2 separate regions of the Homo sapiens genome follow, and region 1 is linked to region 2. Evidence: chromatin contacts called from ENCODE Hi-C or POLR2A ChIA-PET data. All regions are on one chromosome and are shown on one strand. The core of a region is the stretch at or near the end of the contact, and the rest is flanking DNA. Distances in the headings are between cores, read along the strand shown.

The links. Hi-C counts contacts between places; a loop is a spot of excess contacts on that map. ChIA-PET counts read pairs that join two places held with the same protein, here RNA polymerase II (POLR2A).
Region 1: a map of dorsolateral prefrontal cortex shows a loop between it and region 2 (4-fold over the local background). The contact joins two enhancer-like sites. A Hi-C loop is called at or near these places in 2 of 168 maps with a recorded cell type or tissue (PC-9 and dorsolateral prefrontal cortex). POLR2A ChIA-PET finds 5 or more read pairs at or near these places in 1 of 52 experiments (T-cell).

The regions. Positions count from the first base shown.
Region 1 is chr3:24,239,832-24,244,709 of GRCh38, forward strand. All of the region lies in intron 3 of THRB (thyroid hormone receptor beta), which reads right to left. Among named protein-coding and RNA genes, the nearest start is that of THRB-AS2, 91 kb to the left of the region's middle. Within about 2 kb of position 2,285, at least 9 of the 41 ENCODE cell types and tissues checked have a DNase peak (open chromatin) inside an H3K27ac peak, as active enhancers do.
Region 2 is chr3:24,040,848-24,045,436 of GRCh38, forward strand. No RefSeq gene overlaps it. Among named protein-coding and RNA genes, the nearest start is that of LINC00691, 60 kb to the right of the region's middle. Within about 2 kb of position 1,929, at least 3 of the 41 ENCODE cell types and tissues checked have a DNase peak (open chromatin) inside an H3K27ac peak, as active enhancers do.

The DNA.
Region 1 (4,878 bases), core at 1,035-3,534, 200 kb after region 2:
TAACAGAGATTCCCAACTTTCTCAGTGTATGTCACTCTTAGTGTTTCAGTAATATTTTTTACGGTGACCCTAGGTCAAAAGAAATACTTAAATGCCCTGTTTATGAAGTTATGAGGTCCAAACAGCTTGACAGGTGGATTTGCATGGTGTCTGACAGTTGTTTCTGGGTTTCCCTCAAAAATTAAAAACATCCCACTGTATTTCTGTGGGGTTGCTGTGGTACCCAAGGTGCTCTGGTACAGATTTTGGGAACCATGGCTATAACAGCTTTGAAAATCAGTGAAAAGTCTAGAAGTGTGATTTGCAGTATCTCCTTTCACCCCTCACTCTTTGTGAGACCATGGCCACAACATTTGACCTAAAGGTGCCATTAAAAAGTTTCATACAGCCAAGTGAGTCGGCCTGGCTTACCACTTGGTGTGGAGGATATGAGAAAGAGACACAGAGTGAAGTCTTAGCAGGATTTAAGGCAGTCCTGGGAATAAATCAGGCTTGGTTATTATTCAGTAGTTTACTGAGCCCGCGTCAAATGGGGAGGCTGTGACGAAGAATCTAAAAAGTAAAAGAACACAGCCCTTATATAATCTGAGAAGAGGATGCAGTAAGTCAGATTATCACTGGAAATTACACGGATGCCAACCATAGCTGAGAAGCTGGCTAGATACTGAACACTTCACATTCTTAGGTGAAAATCAGACAAATGAGCACAAGATGTTCACCATGTTGGAAGAGTTGTACGAATACCTCAGTAGATGAATAAATGACCGGTTGCCTGCATTCCAATTCTGTGCTGCTTCTGACTTACAGGTAGCAAGGAGCTACCTATAGCATAAGCTAAACTAGTGTCTTTCAAACTTTGGTGAGCATGTGAAGGGTTTGTTAAAACCAATTGCTGGGCTCCATTCCCAGAGTTTCTGATTCAGTTAGTTTGGGGTGCCTGAGAGTCTGCATTTCTAACAAGTTCCTAGGTGATCTGGATATACTTTCCAGGGCCCACATGTTGAGAACCACCAGCCTGATCCATTTAAGAACATGTTGGAGGAACTAAGGTGCCATCCTGGTAGGCTGTACTCACTCAACACATGGCAGGCACCCCCACCTTTCCATCCTGACCAGCACACGGTCAGCCTTCTCTAGAATATTTCCAGTGAACGGCAGCTTACTCTGGCCAACACGTCCAGCTGTGTTGGTGGACTGTGCCCACTGAGGGCCACTTGCATTTTAAATGGGCACACCTGAATTTGGGACGCTCAACTCCTGTGGCAACAAAACGGCAATGAGACACAATGGGAAGGGGAGTGTACCCATTGGGCACTTTGATTTTGTATTTTCCAAAAGATTGGCTTTGCACTCTGCTTACTTGTAAGTATGGGGCACAACCACACAGGATGCAGAAAAAGCATTCTCAGTTCTCAAGGAGGGGTTTTCACGGCAGAATCATCTGAGGAGCTTTGCTCACCGTCTCCAGGCCTGGGCCCAATAATGCGTACTTAGAAAAGCCACTCAGGTGATTCCACTGAGACCTTCTGCTCATGGGAGAAGTGCTTGAGTTTGAGCGTGGAGACAGGTCACCCTACTGTCCTCTTAACCCTACAGCCATTTGCTCTGCCACTGCGAGGCCACATGTGTATGTCTTACTGTATTATGTCCTGCTCAACTTCCTCAGGCCTACAGAGAAATCTATTCTTGTGCCTCTTGTCACCCTTCCTTGGATGGTGGCAGTCATGGCCAGTGTGATCTATCCAAAGCACGTTGCCAATTAACACTCATTAGCTAGGTGCTAGAGAACAGATCCAAAAAGGGGTACCTGCTATTGCACCAACAAACCAAGTGCACCTTTCTAGTGGACTTCTGTATTGAACCCTCCTTGCCTGCCCCTTGTACTTATTTTCTTAGAGCGGGGTTCTCAAAGTATGCAGGCAGCAGAATCAGATCACTTGGGAACAAGATGGCAATGCAGATGCACCGCCTCTATCCCAGACCTAATGAGTTATAAACTCTGAAGGTGGGGTTCGGGTCCTATGTTTCTGATGCACACTTGAGTGTGAGAACTACTGCTTTATAGTATTGGTGCACTCCCCTGCCCATCGCCACAAATTAGAAGGTCTTCAAAAGGTAGGGACCACTCTCCTTCCTCCCCCCACAAGTTAGCACACTGATCAGTGCATAGTAGGAACTCAAAAAACATGAGTTATTTCTTGAAGCTAGGGCAGCTGTACTGCCTGCTCACAAGAGTGAATAAACACTCCCTTGGCGTGCCACCTCTGAGAGGTTGCCAACACTGGGTCTAAATTATCTCCCATTTCTTATGGGTTGTATTTTCCATATTTACAAATCAGCTTTCCCTAAATCCTCTCCAAGTTTTTTACATTCTTTTCAGCTCAGGAAGCCAAAAACAAGATGGCATGTTTTAGCCAATGTCTGTTTCCTGCTGGGAGGGGGAAGGGCATTTCTGCATGATTCTTAAATTCCATGCTCCCAGCATGGTGATTATTTTCCGAACAATAGAACCAGATTGCTGATTCATGTTCGGCTCACGGCTCCAAGCATTTTTTTTTTCCTGCTGTACTTGTACCGATGCAACACAATAATGTTCTATTCATCCCTCTGAATTAGAAATGCCAGCAGCTCAGATATGCAACTGAAGAATCCCCCCTCCCCTCTGGCTTATTTAAAGCCTTCCCACAAATAACACATTTTGAAATATTAGACGGTGCTCACTTTGAGCCATTTGGCTTGGGCAAGGACAGTTAAACCTTATTTTTTTCTCAGCTGCTCCTTGCACAATGCCTGGCACACTGTCACTATTATTCTTAAACACTGTTTGTTGAGTGAATCACATACCTTCTTCTTGAGGTTCTAGCCTTATCCTTCTCTTCTGCCCTAATATATTACAATAAGCCCTTTCTTAGGTGCAGAGAGAAAGCCTTGCTCTCACATTCAGAGGCTCGTGTTTGCATCCAGCCAAAGAATGAGATTGACCTCAAGGTCTGATGATCCAGGTGGGCTCCAGCCAGCCCCATCCCAGTTTGCACACTGTCTGCAGCACCAGTCCTGCCACTGCTATAGCAGCAAGATTTTTGGCTGCCTCTCAGCACAGCTTTGCCAATGAGCAAGAGGGGTCATCTGTGGGGTTTTGTTTCCTAGCTGCAAAGTCAAATCAGGGGGACTACTTAGTGCTCTGAAAGCTCTCATGGTCAACCTGGCTTTCACATCAAAATCACCTGCGCACCTTTGAAAAAAAAAAAAAAAAAAAAAAAAAAATCCCAGTGCCCAGGTGCACTCCAGGCCAATTAGTGTCTGTAGCTCAGGCCTCAGTTTGTAAAGCAGCGTGGGTGATTCTGATGCCCAGCCAAGATTGAGAGCCACTTAGGTTTAGAGGCCCTAAAGTAGCCTCTGAAGTAGTATCCAGGGGTCTCCTGCATCTGCCCTTGCCCCTTCTCATCTCTGTTTAAAATGGCATTCCAACAGGTAGGATACGATTCCGCTCCTGTCACCCCTCTGCTCAAAATCCCACTGTGGCTCCCACAAGGATCTGCCCCATCTGCCTCTCTGTCTCTCCTCTCCCAGTTTCAGCTTCACCAACTCCTTCCTCTTCCTCGAACGTGTCATATGTGCCCCCTACAAGAGGGCCTTTTGCGTCAGGATTTTTCCTTGCCTGAAATGCTCATGCCTCCAACACCTGCTTGGGTCCCTCCCTCACCTCCATTAAGGGTTGAACACCTGAAGTTCTCGGGATGCCTATTTGAACATCCCAGTGCTGTCACCTGCCCCTTCCCTGGGCACGGCGCTTCCCAATACCCCTTATCTTCCTCTCCTGTCTCTCTTTGCCATAGTACTTAGTGTCTTTTAACATGCTGTACATTTTACTTCTGTGCTTTGCTGCTGCTGTTGTTGACTGTTTTTTCTCCCTCTGCTAGGAAGTCAGCTTTACGGGGACAGGGATCTTTTTCATTCTGTTCACTGATGACCCCAAGTGCTAACACAGTGTGTAGTTCATAGCAGGCCCTTAGTAAATACTCGTTAAATGGAGAACACCCTTGTTGGGGGTGCTAGGGACAGGTGCTGAATGGAGGAAGGGAGGCCCAGTGACACAAAAGGAAATAAATTTTCTCAAAAATGACAGATTTTGAGGAAACACTTATTAAATTCTAATTATGAGGAGTTGCCAGGCAATGTCTAGGTTAAAAAAAATGCACACTATAGAGACAGGAAGTGGACGAGTGGTCAGCTAGGGCTGGGTGGTGGGGGTGAGGGATTGGTTTAAGGATGGGGAGTGACTGCTCATGGATACAAGGGATCCTTTTGGGGTGGATGAAGGTATCCTGAAAGGAGACTGTGGTGACGGCAGTATATAAATGGCTGTAAATACACCAAAATCCAGTGAACTATATATTTTCAATGGGTAAACTTTGTTATATAAATTACATCTCAATAAAACTGTTGAAAATACACACCTAACTGAAGCATCATACAGGGTGTTAAAGACAGAGCTGAAAAAGAAATAGGCTATTATTATTTCTTGTCAGGCATGTGGATTTTCTCTGGCTTGAGTTTTGAATTGGGAGTGAGAGAGAACCTTCCTTATCTCTCATTTGCTGCCAGAGACATCTATTTATTGGTAAAGAAATGTAATTGAAACTTCTTGATCAAGGCCTACCTCAAGAGCAATTTATTTGGATTAAATGGCTTTCCTTAATAACTTCCACATCTATCAAAATTCTGCAGTCTTTTCTAGGCCTCCAGGTCAGTTTTGGAAAACAAGCAGCTACTTTGTATGAAACTGAACTTTGACACTTTTGAACTTATAATGCCAAGGAAAACTCCAGGCATGTTGACATCAGTACCATCTGCTGATGGGCAATTGCTCCACACAAA
Region 2 (4,589 bases), core at 679-3,178:
TTTGGTGGTCCTAGAGTTTTCTTCTCTCATCCACATTCCTATAACTTTGAATACCAATGCTTCCTTTCCATTTAGGGCACTGCCTCATTTCAAATATTTATTGCCCTTTTATAATACTACTATAACAGCGACTTTATTTGTTTCTTGGTCTCCAATCCATTCCCCCTCAACCCCATTTTTACATTACCATCCTGGTGATCTTTCTAAAATACAAAATAGATAATATGATCATCAAATGGACAGAAAGGAGACATTTGGCATGCAAGGAACTTCACAAACTGGAGATTGGAGCTTCATTCACAGTAAAATCTCCAGCCACTTCCTCTACCCCCTGTATTCTATACTTAAGCTGTCCTAGATTATTCATTATTTTTGGAACATTTCATGCACATTAGCATGTTTTTGCCTTTGCACATGCTGTGATCCCATCTAGGACACCACTGAACCTCATGATTTGAACTAGGATGAGGCAGGTAAGGTGTCTAGGGTGCAGAATTTAAGGAGGCACTCATGCTCAGGTTAATGCAAATTAGGTATTGCTTCTGCCTAAAGAGGTGCCTAATGCAATGGTCAAAGCCAAGCTTATAGGTTACCTGTTTATCTTCTTAAAACAGGGGTGTAAATTGTGTTAAATACCATATCTCATGAGGACAGGAACTATGCTCGTTTACTACTGTATCTTGATTGTCTAGAATAGTATATAGCAGATGCTCAATAAACATTTGGTGAATGAATGAATGACTGAGTGAGTAGATTCTGAGTTTCTTGATGGCAGAGAATGTCGTATTCTTCTGTTCCCTGTCTTCTTATAATTCACTTATATTAGACTCCTAAAAGATGTTTGTTATTTGAATAAATGGAAGGAGGGCCTGCGTAGCCCTATTTAGGCACTTGGAAGAGTCTGGGTGAATGGTGGACCTTCCCCTAGTACCCACACATTGCTTGCTGACAGCCCCTTCCTCCTGAGGTTTTCTAGCAGGGCATAGGTGCAGTTGGGCTAAGACTACCAAAGCTGGCCAGCCATAAATCACCTGAAAGCATCTAATATACATGAATTCTTTAGCCCCTCTCCCAGAGAGTCTGATTCCATTTTCCTGAGACAAAATCCAGGAATCTGCATTTGTATAAATTCTCTGAGTGGTTCCAGTAATCAGTAAAGTTTGGGGACCAAGACACTAGGGCACTAACAATCTAATTTTATTTTTCTAGATATTCATACAGCTATTTTAAAGTGATTGCTGTAATGATTTCAGGATCCTGAATGTTTTTAAAAATACTTACACATCTGCAAATGTTTCTTAAATATGCCACAAGACATCCGGAAAGTATGGATTAGAAGGAGAAGACACAACCACAAATATCATATTTGTGAGGTTCAAATCTGATCTGTTTCTTTTCTGTCTTCTATAAGCTTCAAGTGCCATCCCAGAGGAAACTGTCCTAAATAGATGGACTGGAGAGTGTTGACCAGTGAAGAAAGCAGACAGGAGGAGAAAAATAGAACTTAAAATAATTCTAGTCTCTACGGAACATAACTTCCTCATTGGAGAATGAATTCTATAAATAATTGAGATAGCTGATGGAACAAATAGCTGAAAGAAAAACATACGCACTTAGCGTGAGCCTCAAGCTGCTCCTCAATCCTTCGGTGACGTTTAGATCTGAGAAGCATGTCTTAGGCATTTTGAAATAATGGATGTCATGGAGGCGTTCTGTTCAGACATTAAAAATAATCCACTCCCTTAGAAATAAACATTTAACCTAAGCCATGAGGAATTCTCAGTGAGAGACAGAAATAGCTTCTGTAGTCCCCATTGCTCTTTAATTTCTATTTCTGCCATTTCATTCTTCATCATTTCTATGCAGTTCACTTTGTCTGTTTATTTAAAATGTGATTCCAGACGACAGGCAACAGTCCCAGTGTTCTCAGTCTTGCACAGCCCTTTCCGCCTTGAGAAACAGAAATTATATAACTTGTTTTCAATTGTGCAGACTGGGGAGGATTCACATGTTCAGTTTGGTGAGCTTCCAGGAAATAATTTTAAAGTGTTTATCTGAAGTTTATCCAGACTTTCTTGATCTAGAAGTTAGACAGGAAACCTAGCAGAGAATGGAAAGAAACTAGGCTCTGAAGAGCGGTCACTATAAGTGTAGACTGATTCAGCCAGGACAGTGCTGAGCTGGGATGCCCCCCAGTATTCACACGTTGGAACGTGAAAGGCCTGATTCTAGGACTTATGCGATTTGGAAACTATGTTCATATTAGTGTATGCTACCATTTACTATTGTTCATTGCTCTGGTTACTACGGCTGTGTAACAAACTACCCAACATGTCATAGTATAAACCATTTTATTTTGCTCATGATTTTGTGGGCCAGTCCTCTAGAAGGGGCTTTGCTGAGTGGTTCTTGTTGGGGTTGCAGTCTGATGTTAAGTATCTGAAGGCTTTCTTGGGCTGGATGTAAAGCTGGCTTACTCATGTGGCCAGCTGGCAATTTACGTTGCCTGTCCACTGGGAGCTCCATGGGGGTTGTTGCCTGGAGCACCTGCAGGCGGTCGCTCCATCACGGTTATGTTAGGTTAGTCAGGCTGCTGGTGTGGGAGTTGACTCCTCCCAGAGCAGGGGTTCCAAGAGACCAGGCAGCTCTGAAAGGCTTTTTTTTTGCCCCAGCCTTGGAGATCACTCCTATCATACTCTACTGCTTAAAGCAGTCATAAGCCCACCCAAAGTCAATAGGAGAAGGGATATATTTCACTTCTAATGGGAGTAGTGTGAGGGATTTATGGCCATTAAAAAAAACAACCATCACACTCACATAATACCAAACATTAAATAAAACATGTATGTTACTTAATCTTCACAAAAACCCTATAAATAGGTATCATTTTATTCAAGTTTTCCAGATGAGGAAATCTAGATTCATGGAGGTTAAGTAATTTTTCCTAAGTCACACAGGTAAAAAGTGGTTGAGATGGTAGGTGAACATACAGCTGTCTCCAAATGTCTACTCTCTCTGTTAAGCTGTATGATGTTTTAAAGAGTCAAACTTTGTCTCAAATCTTAGTCATTGCAGCTGTTCTAGGCAATTGGAAAATTCCACCCCATATAGAATGTAGGCACATGAAATGCCAATTGGAGCCTCTTGTCAGTCCCTTCAAAATGAGGAACATTCGTTCATTGGAGGTTGTGGCAAAATTAGAATTAGAATCTCGTGTGTTACTGAGGGGGTCACAATGCTGAGGCTGAACAAATGAGAAACAGATGGTTGGAGGAGAGTCCTATAGCAAAGGTATATACTGTTCGTTGGCCAGGCGAGTGTGAGCCAAGTGCCCATGTGGACAGATGGAGACACACAGAGTGTTTTTGGGCCTATGTAGCTGAGAGCAGAAGCCGTCCTCCAGGACCCAGAGACAGGGAGGGAGGAGAGTAGAGCAGAGCTGAATCCTCAGATGAGAGCAGTGGGCAGAAGCCAGGGGAGGGCCTCATAGAGCTCTAGTTTAAGCACAAAGAGTTGAGGGCAAAGAGGGGGAAGACATTCCCTTTTTCTTGCTTTACCCCTTCCTCTCTTCTCTCCACGGACATTTATGAAATGTTTCTAGAAAGGGTCATAGGTCCTGGAGATAGAGTGGTGGACTAGCTGGATACCCCTGCCCTCTGGGAGCTTACAGTCTAGATGGGGAGGGGAGTCATTAATAATTACACACTAAGGATCTAGTTACCATTATGATAAGCAGTGGCAGAGACTTCTAATTGCCCCCATCCCCGTTTACCCTCTTCTTTTCAGTAACACGGGGCATCCTGGAGCAGGAGCAGGGCAGGCAGTTGGAGAGGGCAGTGTAGTTCCCAGCCTCCCTTACAGCTAGGAGTGGCCACGCCAATCAGCTCAGGCTCATAGAAGTGATGGGCACCACATCCAGGTCCCAGCCTTACAATGAAAACTGGCTCCCCTCTATGTTTTTTCTTCTCCTTTCTCACTGGCAGGTAAATGGTAACAATTTAAGCAGACAACTGACATAGAGATGTGACAAGGCTATGTTGGGTGTGGCCTTGCCAACCTTGGCCCCACCCCACTGTTGTTATTATGACAGATTAGCTTTTACCCTAGACGAATACGACAGTATCCCTGTGAAAAAGTACAGTGTGCCATCAGGACATATGACTAGGGAGGTTACCTGATCAAGGGCTGTTTAGAGTGACTAGATTCTGTCCTGTGTAACTGAGAGCAATACAAAGAGTTGGCAAAACATAGATTATAATTGTTTCTTTTACTACTTGCTTTCAAAATGTCTTCTGGCTAAAGCCCTTTTATTGCAGACAAAAAAGGACTAAATTAGAATTTCCAGATAAAATATAGGATGCCCAGTTAAATTTGAATTTCAGACAAACAACAAATCGTTTTTTTTTTTAGAATAAATGTTCCACGTAATACTTGGGACATAGTTACATTAAAATGTTTTCATTGTTTATCTGAGTTCAGATTTAGCAAGGTATCCTGTATTTTTATTTGCTAAGTCTGGCAACTGCAGCCCGCTAAACTCTTTCTTCTTAAGATTTATTTATCTTTATATTGGCAATGCCTGGCATATA